Linked DNA regions of Homo sapiens: regions 2, 3 and 4 are each linked to region 1. A link is a contact called in ENCODE Hi-C or POLR2A ChIA-PET data. All regions are on one chromosome and are shown on one strand. Each heading gives the region's core, a stretch centred on a gene start or an enhancer-like site at or near the end of the contact. The rest is flanking DNA. Distances are from core to core; before and after follow the strand shown.

Region 1 (2,807 bases), core at 112-2,611:
CTGTGTTTATTCACAGCAGCTGCTCCTGGAAGGCAGACCCATTTGAGGCTGGGGGAGGCCGAGGGCTTCAAAGACAATTCCACAGTCCAGGAACCCTATCCCCATATAACAGACCCAGGTCGCCCCAGTGGGGTCACCCTGGCCTCTGCGCTCAGATGCCTGAGACCTTGCCTGAGCTCAGACTGGAGTCGATGGGAGCATTCCCCCATCTGGTAGGTTTTGCAAACCACAACAGCCTCTCCCCCTGCCCACCTTCCTGTGTCCCCCAGAGCAGCTTCTCCTCAAGTCTCCCAACCCAGCAATGAAAGCCTCTTCTATATACTCCTAACTACCCAGGAGAAACATCGGTCCCCCACGCTCCACTTGCAAACAGACAGAATTAGACGATGTTACTCTGCCAAAGCGAATTTTCAGTTCACCCACTTCCTATCACACCTTCCAGCCAGGTCAAGCCAGAAGCCCCCTTCCAAGTATCCCCATCTCTCCTACCCACAGCGGCTACGGGATGTTCTTAAGACACAATCCGATCACGCCATGCACCTGCTGTTCCAAGCCTCCCTGGTCCCCACCGCCCCGAGAACGGGTTCCACACTCTCCTCGCCGCTTCCCAGGCCCCGGCCAACCTCTCTCCACCTCAGACCCTCCCTCTCCGCGTTTCAGCCAGGCTGGCCTCTTTTCTGCTCCGCACACACTCCCGGCTAGGCCCTGGGCCTAAAAAGCCCTCGCTGGCTGGTCCAACCAGGCCAAATGACATTATCCCCGCCTGGGCACCTCCACCTCACCCCGGCCGCCTGATGGGTTAGCTCGGGCTTGGAATGACGTGTTTAAGCGGTTCTCAGAAGCCGTCTACGCGGCCGGGCTGCGGACTCCGAGGCCAGGGCCCCAGCTGCGTCCCCAGCCCTGGCACGTCGGGGAAACGGGGCGCTCCCCCGGCTCACACATCCGGATTCCCCCGCGTCACGAGGCCAGGATCGCCCCTACTCGCTCCAGCCCGTTTCACAGCCGCGTCCTCGGGCACCCGTTGCGCCCCGGCCCTCGTGGGGGAGCGCGGATAGCTCGGGGAGACGGCCATGATGGGAAGCCCCGAGGGGGACAGTCCCCGGCGGGGTGATGGGGGCTGGAGCCCAGCTGCGAGTGGGGGCCGGGCTGGGGCCGCCATGGCCGCGGAGGCGGGGCCGGGGACCGCCGTGAGGGTGGCGTTCGGGGCGGTGTTCGCGGCGCGGGGTGCTCGCTTACCTGGGGGTGCAGGCGGCCGGGCGCACCGAGGGCCGGCGGCGGGGCTGGGGACGGCGCGCCTAGCGGGCTACCCGGAGCAGCTGCAGACACGCGCCGCCCGCCCCAGGCAGCCGGACTCTGCTCCTGGCCGGGCCTCGGCCCCCAGCAGGGGAAAAAAGGCTTGAGTGGGGGGAGCCCGGGGCGGGGCCGTGGGGGCGGGGCCTGGGCGGGGCACGCGCCCCGGAACGGTGGGGCCTGGCGCGGGGCTGGGGCCCTGGAGAGGCGGGGCCTGGCGCGGGGCGGGGGACTTGGAGGGGCAGGGCCTGGAGCGGGCGCCGGGTCCTCCAGGCGCTTGCCCCCCTCGACGCAACTAGGCCTCTCCCTGGCCCCCGACCCCGCACCCGCACCCCATCCCCGCCCCCGTCCCCGCCCCCCCATTCTCGCCCCCGCCCCCGTTCCCGCTCCGCCCATCTCTGCCCCGCGGCGCGCCTGGCCCGGGTCCAGCCTAGCGTTTCTAGTCTGCGCCTTATCTCTCCCCTTTGAACCCAGTATTGTCCGCTGCGCGCTCCGTCCGGCCCCGGCTTCACCCCTGTTCGCTGTCTGTCTCCCCGGCCCCCTCCCAGGTCCCCTCTTCTGCCCGAGATGCTCTGGCTCTGCTCATCTGTCCACACCCCCACACTCCCGGGGCGCCCTGAGCCTCTGGGGCGCGCAGTTGGATGGTGCACAGGGGAGGCCCAGATTTCTCCAGGCCTCAGCGGCCACCCTGGGTACCCCGAGTCTGGGGCCCTGTTGGAGGGCCAGTCCAGGGGTTCGCCCGAGGCGCGCGCGGGGGCCAACCGAGGCGGTGAGGGCACCGGGCAAAGGCTGCGATTTGGTGGGGTGCAGGGGTCAGGCGACAGAGCTGGGGAGATAAGATGGGAGATAGGCCGGGTGGGTGGTGGCGCAGCCCTGGTTTTGGCTGAGGGCAGCAGCAGTGGGGGCTGGGTCCCCCGCTTGCCTGGTAGAACCGAAAATGACCCAGTCTCAGCAGCGCGCAGGGGCAGGGAGCCTGGGCGATCCCTGAACAGAGGACAGCCCCAGGGGTTTTCATAGTCGCTGGCCCACCGCATGTACTCTGGGCAAGTGGCTTCGCCTTTGGACAATAAGCCTCTGTAAAATGGGGATAATAAACCTTTCTCTGACTCAGCTCAGCAGACCCAAGACCCATGGGGTGAAGTTGGGGCCTCCCTGCCACAGGGCCCTAGGCAAGCTGAGATTTGATTTCCTCACACAGACAGGGGCGCGGGGGGCGGGGCGGTCAGGGAGGCAGGAGACCTCTGTTGCAAGTGTGGAAGAACCTGTCCCTCCAAGTTCAGACTCCTGGCGTTTGCACTTGGCCTTCCCTCTGCTACACTGTTTCTCTTTTCTTTTTTCTTTTTCTTTTTTTTTTTTTGAGACGGAGTCTTGCATTGTGGCCCGGGCTGGACTGCAATGGCATGATCTCGGCTCACTGCAACTTCTGCATCCTGGTTTCATTCGATTCTCCTGCCTCAGCCTCCCGAGTAGCTAGGATTACAGGCGCCCACAACACCCGGCTAATTTATATATATATA
Region 2 (2,807 bases), core at 81-2,580, 510 kb after region 1:
ACGAGGAGAAGGAGGAGGAAGCTTGGGAATAAGTCCAGCTGGGCCATGTTGTGAGGACATGGGGATGAAGTCTTAGTTCCAGGATGGGGCTGGGATGGAGTTTGGTGTTTCTTTTCTGTTTTTCTTTCTTTTTTCTTTTCTTTTTTTTTTTTGTGAGACAGAGTTTAGCTTTTGTTGCCCAGGCTGGAATGCAATGGCGCGATCTCGGCTCACCGCAACCTCTGCCTCCCGGATTCAAGCGATTCTCCTGCCTCAGCCTCCCGAGTAGCTAGGATTACAGGTGCCCACCACCATGCCCAGCTAATTTTTTTTTTTTTTTTTTTTTTTTTGTATTTTCAGTAGATACAGGGTTTCACCATGTTGGCCTTGAACTCCTGACCTCAGATGATCCACCTGCCTCGGCCTCCCAAAGTGCTGGGATTACAGGCGTGAGCCACTGTGCCCGGTCTCTCTCTCTCTCTTTCTCTCTCTCTTTCTTTCTTTCATCTCACTGTGTTGCCCAGGCTGATCTTGAACTCCTGGGCTCAAGTGATCCACTCACCTCTGCCTCCCCAGTAGCTGGGATCACAGGCATGCACCACCATGCCCTGCTAGTTTTTATAGTTTTTGTAGAGACAACGGCTTGCTATGTTGTCCAGGCTGGTCTTGAACTCCCAGGCTTAAGTGATCCTCCCACCTCAGCCTCCCAAAGTGCTGGGATTACAGGCGTGAGCCACCGTGCCCAGCCAAAACTGTCCATATTTGACCTGAATATTATCTCACGTATCTTTCTTTCCCCCCGCTTCCCTCCTTCCCTCCTACTCCTCCTTCTCCCTCTCCTTCCTTCTGTCTTTTTTTTCCCCTTCCTCTGCCTCTCTCTCCTCTTCCCTTTTTTCTTGCTGGGACTCAAACCTGGGACATTTGACCTGGGAGCCTATTTGCTCAATCATCAAGAGACATAATCTCATGGTGGGGTGTCTGCTGGTAAGTGCCGGGTGGCAGGATCCCAACTCCAGGCCGTCCTTCTAACCCAAGAGGCCCTGCCTCTGCCTAGAGCCTTCCGTGGCTCCCCAGGGCCCTCTGTGATCGGCCATAGTGGTATGATTCAGTGTGCAGTAACAGTGGTTCACATCTTGACGCTACCACTCACCTCCTTCAGCCCTGTGGGAACTTGCTGCTTAACATCTCTAGTTCTCACCCAATTCTCTTACCTGAGAAATGGAGATAATAATAACACGGACTTCACCCGGGTGTGGGGAGCACCAGGAGAGGCCATGCGTGTAATGTTATCCGGGTGGCAAGCCCATATTTAGGTCTATGAAAATAGAAGCTGTCAGTGGCTCTACTTTCAGAAGAAAGTGTCTCTCTTCCTGCTTAAACCTCTGTCTCTGACGGTCCCTGCCAATCGCTCTGGTCGACCCCAACACACTAGGAGGACAGACACAGGCTCCAAACTCCACTAAGTGAGTACGTATCTGGTGTGTTGGGGGTTGGCCATGGGAAGTGGAGATCAAAGCGCCCTTGGAAGAAACGACCTTGGGCTGAGCCTCAAGGGATGACCAGCAGGAGGTCACAACCAGAGAAGGGAGGTGGTGGGTGGTGAGGGGGCGGGGGTGGGGGCCGCAGTGTGGACAGAATCTCGAGGCATTCGAGTCCCTGATTTGGGGAAGTGAAAGCAGGCCATCTGGTCTGAGATGAGCTTGGTGAGTGCGCTGGGCCGATCATAGAGGGCCCTGGGGAGCCATGGAAGACTCTAGGCAGAGGCAGGACCTCTTGGGTTAGAAGGACGGCCTGGAGTTGGGATCCTGCCACCCAGCACTTACCAGTAGACACCCCACCATGAGATTATGTCTCCAGATGATTGAGCAAATGGGCTCCCAGCTCAAGGGTCCCGGGTTTGAGTTCCAGTCCCACCACTGCGTGATGGGGACAAATGACTTACCCTCTTGGAACCTCAGTTCCACTGAGAGAGGCCCCACAGAATGAGGACAGTCCCCCAGCATCCTGCCAGTAGGTTTACTGAGCACCTACTGTGTGCTGGTGCTTTGAATACTCCCAATTTACAGATGAGCAAACTGAGCTGCTCATCCAGGAAGAAGCCAGGACTCGGACTCAGGTCTGTCCAGCTGCCTCCCTGGACAGTTCCAGTCCCAGGATGGTCTCTGGGTTCCTCTCACAATGTCAAAAGGGCCAGCTTGAGCTGCCGCTAATCAGAGCCTGGCCGCGCCACACCCCACCTCCCTGAGGCTCCGAGAGAAGGGACTTACCTATAGTCAAGCAGCGAAAGAAGGTAGCCCGTGACCTCCAGGCCTGAAGGACCCCAAGTCCCATGCTCCTCAGCACATAGTAGATGCTTTAAAGTCAGAGGACTTGGTCGGGCGCAGTGGCTCACGCCTGTAATCCTAGCACTTTGGGAGGCTGAGGAGGGCAGATCACCTGTGGTCAGGAGTTCGAGACCAGCCTGATCAATATGGTGAAACCCTGTCTCTACTAAAATACAAAAATTAGCCAGGTGTGGTGGTGGGTGCCTGTAGTCCCAGCTACTTGGGAGGCTAAGACAGGAGAATCGCTTGAACCCGGGAGGTGGAGGTTGCAGTGAGCCAAGATGGTGCCATTGCACTCTAGCCTGGGTGACAGAGCGAGACTCCATCTCAAAAAATAAAAAAATAGGCCATGCACAGTGGCTCACGCCTGTAATCCCAGCACTTTGGGAGGCCGAGGCGGGCGGATCATGAGGTCAGGAGTTTGAGACTAGCCTGGCCAACATAGTGAAAACCCGTCTCTACTAAAAATACAAAAATTATCTGGTCATGGTGGCACGTGCCTAT
Region 3 (2,807 bases), core at 111-2,610, 330 kb after region 1:
AGTACTGGGATTACAGGCCTGAGCCACCATGCCCGGCCCAGACTCTTCTTATAAGGAGAGGGAGCTGAGGAATGGCCATTTCCACCCTCAGGCTCCCACCCTCTTCATGCCACAGTCCTGGAGCACCGCTCTCCACCGAGGCCCCTGCCCTGGCTGAAGTCAGCAACAGGACACCTCCCACTCGCTCCGGCTGGGCTGGGACCCTTGTAAAGGATCTTCTGCGTCCTTCATGAACTTGTGTTTTTGTTTTTTTGTTTGTTTTTGTTTTTGAGACAGAGTCTCACTCTGTCGCCCAGGCTGAAGTGCAGTGGCGCAATCTCGGCTCACTGTAACCTCCGCCTCCCGGGTTCAAGCGATTCTCCTGCCTCAGCCTCTCGAGTAGCTGGGATTACAGGTGCTCGCCAGCATGCCCGGCTAATTTTTGTATTTTTTGGTAGAGACAGGGTTTCGCCATGTTGGCCAGACTGGTCTCGAACTCCTGAGCTCAAGTGATCCGCCCGCCTCAGCCTCCCAAAGCAGTGGGATTACAGGTGTGAGCCACCGCGCCCGGCCTTATGCACTTGTTTTGACACCTGCTAGGTCGACAGAACCTTGTCCCCCGGAAGCCCAGCTCTGCCAGGAAGTCTGGGCTGACTTGACATCCCGTTAGCTGGGAGGGTGTGGAGGGTGGGCGTGCTCTACCCTGCAGACGGCTGGGTCACCTCTCACAGAATATACTGTGTCTCCTGTCGCTCTCCCTCCTATTCCTTTCTTTATCTTCCCCAAAATCTGGGGTCTACCTTGCATCCTGAAATTCCCAGGGCAGCATTCTCTTAGCAGTCCCTCGACCCCCCAACCAGATAAGGGGTTTCCTGGCGTCTGGGGAACACCTTCGGGTGTGGGGCGGAGGGCGGCTGCCCCCCAGAGACCCTGGGCGGCCTAGCTTTCGCAGACGCGAAGGACTGGATAGTGCCAGGGCCACCGAGCGGCCGGATTGGTGTGTGGGCCAGAGGCGCGGTGGTCCCGCCTCCTGGTTGCCAGGGCCCAGCCTATCCGCGTCCAGGCGGTCCTTGGTGCCAGGTGGTTGTGGTGGGGGTCGGGGCAGGTGTATGTGTTGGGAAGGACAGTGGAGGACCCCAGGGATTTGCTCCCCCAGTCCCAACCGTTGACTATCTGGGTTCCTCAGGCGCAGCTGGGGAAACAGGCTTCCCCCGGACCGCAGAGAAGCCACCCTTCTCTCCAAAGCGCGCTTCTCCCCCATCCCCCTCGGCGCGCTTCCGCCGGCCGCGCTCCCGGGTCCGGATCGAGCGCGCGCCCCCGGCTCTCCCGCCCGCGGCCGAGGGGCGGGACCGGCTCGGCTCCCCCGGCGCCGCAGCCCGCAGCCCCCTCCCCTCGCCTCCTCGCCGCTGGCGGCCACCGCGTCGCTCCGGCCCGGGCCCCACCCCAGGCGACTCTGTGAGGAGCGGCCGGAGGCCGGAGGCGGAGGTGAGCGCGACGCGAGCAGGTGGAGAGGCTGGGCGCGGGCCAGGCCCGGCTGGGGGAGGGGTCGGGCCCGGGACGCGGCTCTTTGTCTCCCGGAGCCCGTTCGCGGGCAGCGGGGCCGCTCTGCCTCCCGGCAGGTGCAGGCATCCCTCGGGGAGGCCAGGGGAGGCCGATGGGGGCTGGCGGGGAGACCCGGGCGTGCGCTCCGGGTCTGGAGGGATGCGACATCCTGAGCCCGTGGCAGTCCCCCGCTCTCGAGGCTGGCGGTCTGAGTCCCTGAAGGGGCAAGGGGCAGGGGCGTGGAGATCGGTCCTGAATTGGAGCCGAGGCGGGGGAGGCGGTGGGCTGGGGCGGGCAGGGCCTCTTCGCTTTAGGGAAAAGCGGTGGGGGGTGGGACTTGGGGACAGCGAGGAGCAGTGGGGCTGGCGAGTGGGTGTAGGTGCGTGGGAGCCGAGCGGATGGAAGCCGAGGCCGAGGTTTGAGTGTCCATGGGTGGCGATGCTGCGAAAGGGCAGTGAGGTAGCAGGGTCCAGGTCTCTGGAGGCGGCGTAGCTGTCCAGAACCTGGGATGCGGACCGGTTTGTCTCTTCAGGTGCAAGATGGACAACAAGAGAGACAAGGCGAAGGCAGGGGCCGCCGCGCGGACGCCGGCTGCTCGCGCTCCTGGACTTCTGACCCCCAGGCCCCCAGGCTCTCCTCGACCCCCTCCCCCAGTAACTCCCGCAGCCCTCCGAGTTCTGGGAGCTGCGGGAGCAGTGGGGCGAAAGCCTCTGGCAGAGCGAGCGGGGGGCATCGGCGGGGCCACTATTCCCGAGTCTGCTCCCCGAGCGGGACCAACGCGGAGTGCTGGGACAAGTTCCCGAAACCCTGGTACCCCAGCCTCCTTCCTCAGCTCCGCCCCCATCTTCCCTCCCCCTTCCAATACCTGTCCAGTCTCACCTCCACTGCCACCTCTCCGGGGCACCTGTGACTCGGCCTTCTCCCCGCAGCCTCCAGGCCCCCAGCCTCTGGGAGAGGGGAGAGAGCTCCTCCTGCCAAGAACACCAGCCCAGGCCCTGTTTCTAGCCCAGGGCGTGCCAGCGGGACCACCAGGTAACCTGCTCCCTCTCCCCCAGTCTCCTAAGCCAGGGTTAGCGTCACAGAGTCTGGAACCTTTTATTTTACACGAGTTGGGGCGCGGGAGCACTTGCAGGTCACTGGGCACAAATTGGGTGAAAGCCATTATTGGTCCTCAGAGAGGGCACATGCCCATTTCACAGATGGGAAAATAGAGACTTGGGAAGCCAAACAAAGACCTAGGCCTGAGCGTGGCCCCTTCTGTCTCCAGGCCAGGCCCTCTTGGCCAG
Region 4 (2,807 bases), core at 83-2,582, 300 kb before region 1:
CTGCGTGACCTGCCGCGCACCATATTCGCTTTCTGACCTCCACACCCCGCCTCCACTCTGCTCCAGTGGTGCCCTGGCCACCTCGCTGCTCTTTGACCAAAATAAGCCCGTCCTGCCCCACTCCAGGACATCACCACCAGCTATCCGGTAGAGCCCCCTGCTCCTCGGGCTTTCCACCAGCTCACTCCTTGATCATCTGGAGACAGCTCCGAAGTCACCTCCTCAGAGTGGCTTCCCTGACCCATCACTTCGACATTTCATTGTTTCCTTCATTGCTCTGAATAGGACAAAAGATTGTTTTTGCACTTGTTGATTTACTATTTCCCCATTTTTATTTAACTTTTAGAGATGGGGGTCTCGCTTTTTCGACCAGGCAGGAGTGCAGTGGTGCCATCACGCTCACTGCAGCCTCGACGTCCCTGGCTCGAGCGATGCTGTTTCCCCATTTTAAAATGTGAGTGCAAGGGGAGGCGAGGTGGCTCACGCCTGCAATCCTAACATTTGGGAGGCCAAGGCGGGAGGATCGCTTGAGCCCAGGAGTTTGAGACCGGCCTGGGCAACACACAGAGAGACCCTGTCTCTAAAAAGAATTTAAAAATTAGCTGGGCATGGTGGCACACGCCAGTAATCCCAGCTACTCGGGAGGCTGAGATGGGAGGATCGCCTGAACCCAGGAGGTCAAGGCTGTAGCGAGCTATGATCGCATCACTGCACTCCAGCCTGGGCGACAGAGCAAGACCCTGTCTCAACACTATAAAAAATAAAGAACTGGCCGGGCGCGGTGGCTCACGCCTGTAATCCCAGTACTTTGGGAGGCCGAGGCGGGTGGATCACCTGAGGTCAGGAGGTGACGACCAGCCTGGACAACATGGTAAAACCCAGTCTCTACTAAAAATACAAAAAATTAGCCAGACGTGGTGGTGGGCGCCCGTAATCCCAGCCACTTGGGAGGCTGAGGCAGAAGAATCGCTTGAACCCAGGAGGCGGAGGTTGCAGTGAGCCGAGATCGCGCCATTAAACTCCAGCCTGAGCAACAAGAGCGAAACTCTGTCTCAAAAAAAAATAAAAAATATAAAGAAAGAACTGCTGTTTATCGCCTGTCCAGGGCTGATCTTGGGACAAGACTAGAGGGATGAAGGTGCCCACTTTGAAGACTAGGACAGCGAGGTCATCCCGGATCTCCGTGCACGGAGTCTGCTGAAGTGCGCGCTGACTGCCCGGGGATAGATAGCAAGATTGCACCAGCGTCCGACCTGAGCTCCAGGGTGACTCTGCCCTCAGGCCCCGCCCCCTCTCCGAGCGCCCTGCGCAGGCCCCGCCCCCAGTCTCGCGAGAGCTGAGAGGTGGAAAATGGCGCTGACGTGAGCGCGAACTCGCACTGCCCAGAGGGTGGCCGCCGCCTAAGCTGCAGCCGCCGGAGCCGCAGAAACAAGAGGCCGAGCCGTGTCGAAGATGGTGAGCGCGGCACCGGGGTCGCGGGCGCGGCGGAGCTGCGGGGACTGGCGGGGAGCGGCCCTGTCGCGCCTACAGCCTCCGGCCGACCCCGCCCCCACATCCGGGCACCCGTCCGCCGCTGGCTGTCACTCGGAGAGCGCCCTACTTCCGGGCCCGGCCCGGAATGGACCACGCCCGTCAGGCTAGGACTCCGCCCCTAAACTTCTTACATCCGGGCCCCCAGCACCTCCAAGATTGTCCACACTGCTCGAGGCCGGCCGGTCTCGGTCCTCAGACAATCCATGTCTAGCTCCTCTAGCATCTTCCCAGTCCATGCCTGCCCATAGCCCCGCCTCCGTAGCCTTGGCCCCGCCCACTCCCTCTAGGCCACGCTTGTGTGCATACTGGGGCTCCCACCTATCCTAGTTGAGGAGAGCAGATGTTTCTCCCGTATGCATAAGGAGCTCAATCCGGGCCAGTGCAGTGGCTGACGACTCTAATCCCAGCACTTTGGGAGGCTGAGGCAGGAGGATCACTTGAGACCAGGGGTTCAAGACCAGTGAGGGCAACATGGCGAGACCCCATCTTTATAAAAAGAAAAAAAGAGCTTAGTCCACCCTTACGTATTCCCCTATCCTCTCCTGCTGGTGATTCCTTAGGATGGGGGCCGACTGGGTTGACCCAGAGCCCAGAAGGGTTCTCTCCGCCTCTTCCTTCCACCAGGAGGAGAAACCCTCAGGGCCCATCCCAGACATGCTGGCCACTGCAGAGCCCAGCTCCAGTGAGACCGACAAGGAGGTGTTGTCCCCGGCTGTGCCAGCTGCAGCCCCTTCCTCCTCCATGTCGGAGGAGCCAGGCCCTGAGCAGGCAGCCACACCGCCAGTGTGGGAACGTGGAGGGGCTGGAGGGATGCAGCAGGGCTCCTCCCCAGCCCCAGACAGCTGCCAGCCTGGCCCCGGACCCAGCCCTGGCCTGACCAGCATAGTCTCCGGGACCAGCGAGGACCTGCGGCCTCCCAGACGACGCCCACCTCCAGGTGATCTGTGATGGGGTCTTCTGGGGAATCACAGTCCCTGAAACAATAGAAGCGAGACGTAGAGAATCTCTAACCTCAGGGCCTTTCTAGAGGGATGCCACTCATCATTTTACGGAGCAGCCGGTGGATGCCAGGCTGTGGCTCCAATGGTGAGCCTGGCCAGTCCAGCCCCTGCACTGTGGCAGACCAGTCTGTTGTGGTAGGCAGAGAGTAAAGGCCCCAGCACATCATATTTGCTTCTCTGGGGCAGAACCCTGGGGTCAGGGACAGCACTAGTGAGGAAGGGACCAGTGACCACTGTTCTGTGCGTCCTGCAGGGAAGCAAATCCCTTGCTCC

The links. A loop is a pair of places that touch in the nucleus more often than their neighbours do. ChIA-PET counts read pairs that join two places held with the same protein, here RNA polymerase II (POLR2A). Pooled maps may share reads with other maps.
Region 2: a pooled map shows a loop between it and region 1 (4-fold over the local background). The contact joins the promoter of FCER2 here to the promoter of CERS4 in region 1. A Hi-C loop is called at or near these places in 1 of 168 maps with a recorded cell type or tissue (GM12878), 5 of 37 single-sample maps with no recorded cell type and 5 of 50 pooled maps. POLR2A ChIA-PET finds 5 or more read pairs at or near these places in 2 of 52 experiments (activated B cell and activated CD8-positive, alpha-beta memory T cell).
Region 3: a loop to region 1 is called in a map with no recorded cell type, with 9 times the contacts of the local background. The contact joins the promoter of PRR36 here to the promoter of CERS4 in region 1. A Hi-C loop is called at or near these places in 2 of 37 single-sample maps with no recorded cell type and 4 of 50 pooled maps. POLR2A ChIA-PET finds 5 or more read pairs at or near these places in 1 of 52 experiments (H1).
Region 4: a loop to region 1 is called in a pooled map, with 5 times the contacts of the local background. The contact joins the promoter of ZNF414 here to the promoter of CERS4 in region 1. A Hi-C loop is called at or near these places in 1 of 37 single-sample maps with no recorded cell type and 9 of 50 pooled maps. POLR2A ChIA-PET finds 5 or more read pairs at or near these places in 1 of 52 experiments (HepG2).

Annotation. Positions count from the first base shown.
Region 1 is chr19:8,207,924-8,210,730 of GRCh38, reverse strand. It overlaps CERS4 (ceramide synthase 4), which reads right to left and starts at 1,361. Exons shown (of 12, transcript NM_024552.3): 1 at 1,237-1,361; 2 at 1-25. RefSeq lists a silencer at 761-1,680.
Region 2 is chr19:7,700,654-7,703,460 of GRCh38, reverse strand. It overlaps FCER2 (Fc epsilon receptor II), which reads left to right and starts at 1,330. Exons shown (of 11, transcript NM_001220500.2): 1 at 1,330-1,446. It overlaps LOC105372262 (a long non-coding RNA gene), which reads left to right. Exons shown (of 5, transcript XR_936296.2): 5 at 340-381. RefSeq lists an enhancer at 1,334-1,443.
Region 3 is chr19:7,872,943-7,875,749 of GRCh38, reverse strand. It overlaps PRR36 (proline rich 36), which reads left to right and starts at 1,360. Exons shown (of 6, transcript NM_001190467.2): 1 at 1,360-1,464; 2 at 2,054-2,331; 3 at 2,451-2,553; 4 at 2,789-2,807. The coding sequence starts at 2,061. RefSeq lists an enhancer at 1,642-2,158.
Region 4 is chr19:8,512,692-8,515,498 of GRCh38, reverse strand. It overlaps ZNF414 (zinc finger protein 414), which reads left to right and starts at 1,332. Exons shown (of 8, transcript NM_001146175.2): 1 at 1,332-1,455; 2 at 2,158-2,470; 3 at 2,788-2,807. The coding sequence starts at 1,453. RefSeq lists a silencer at 1,322-1,631.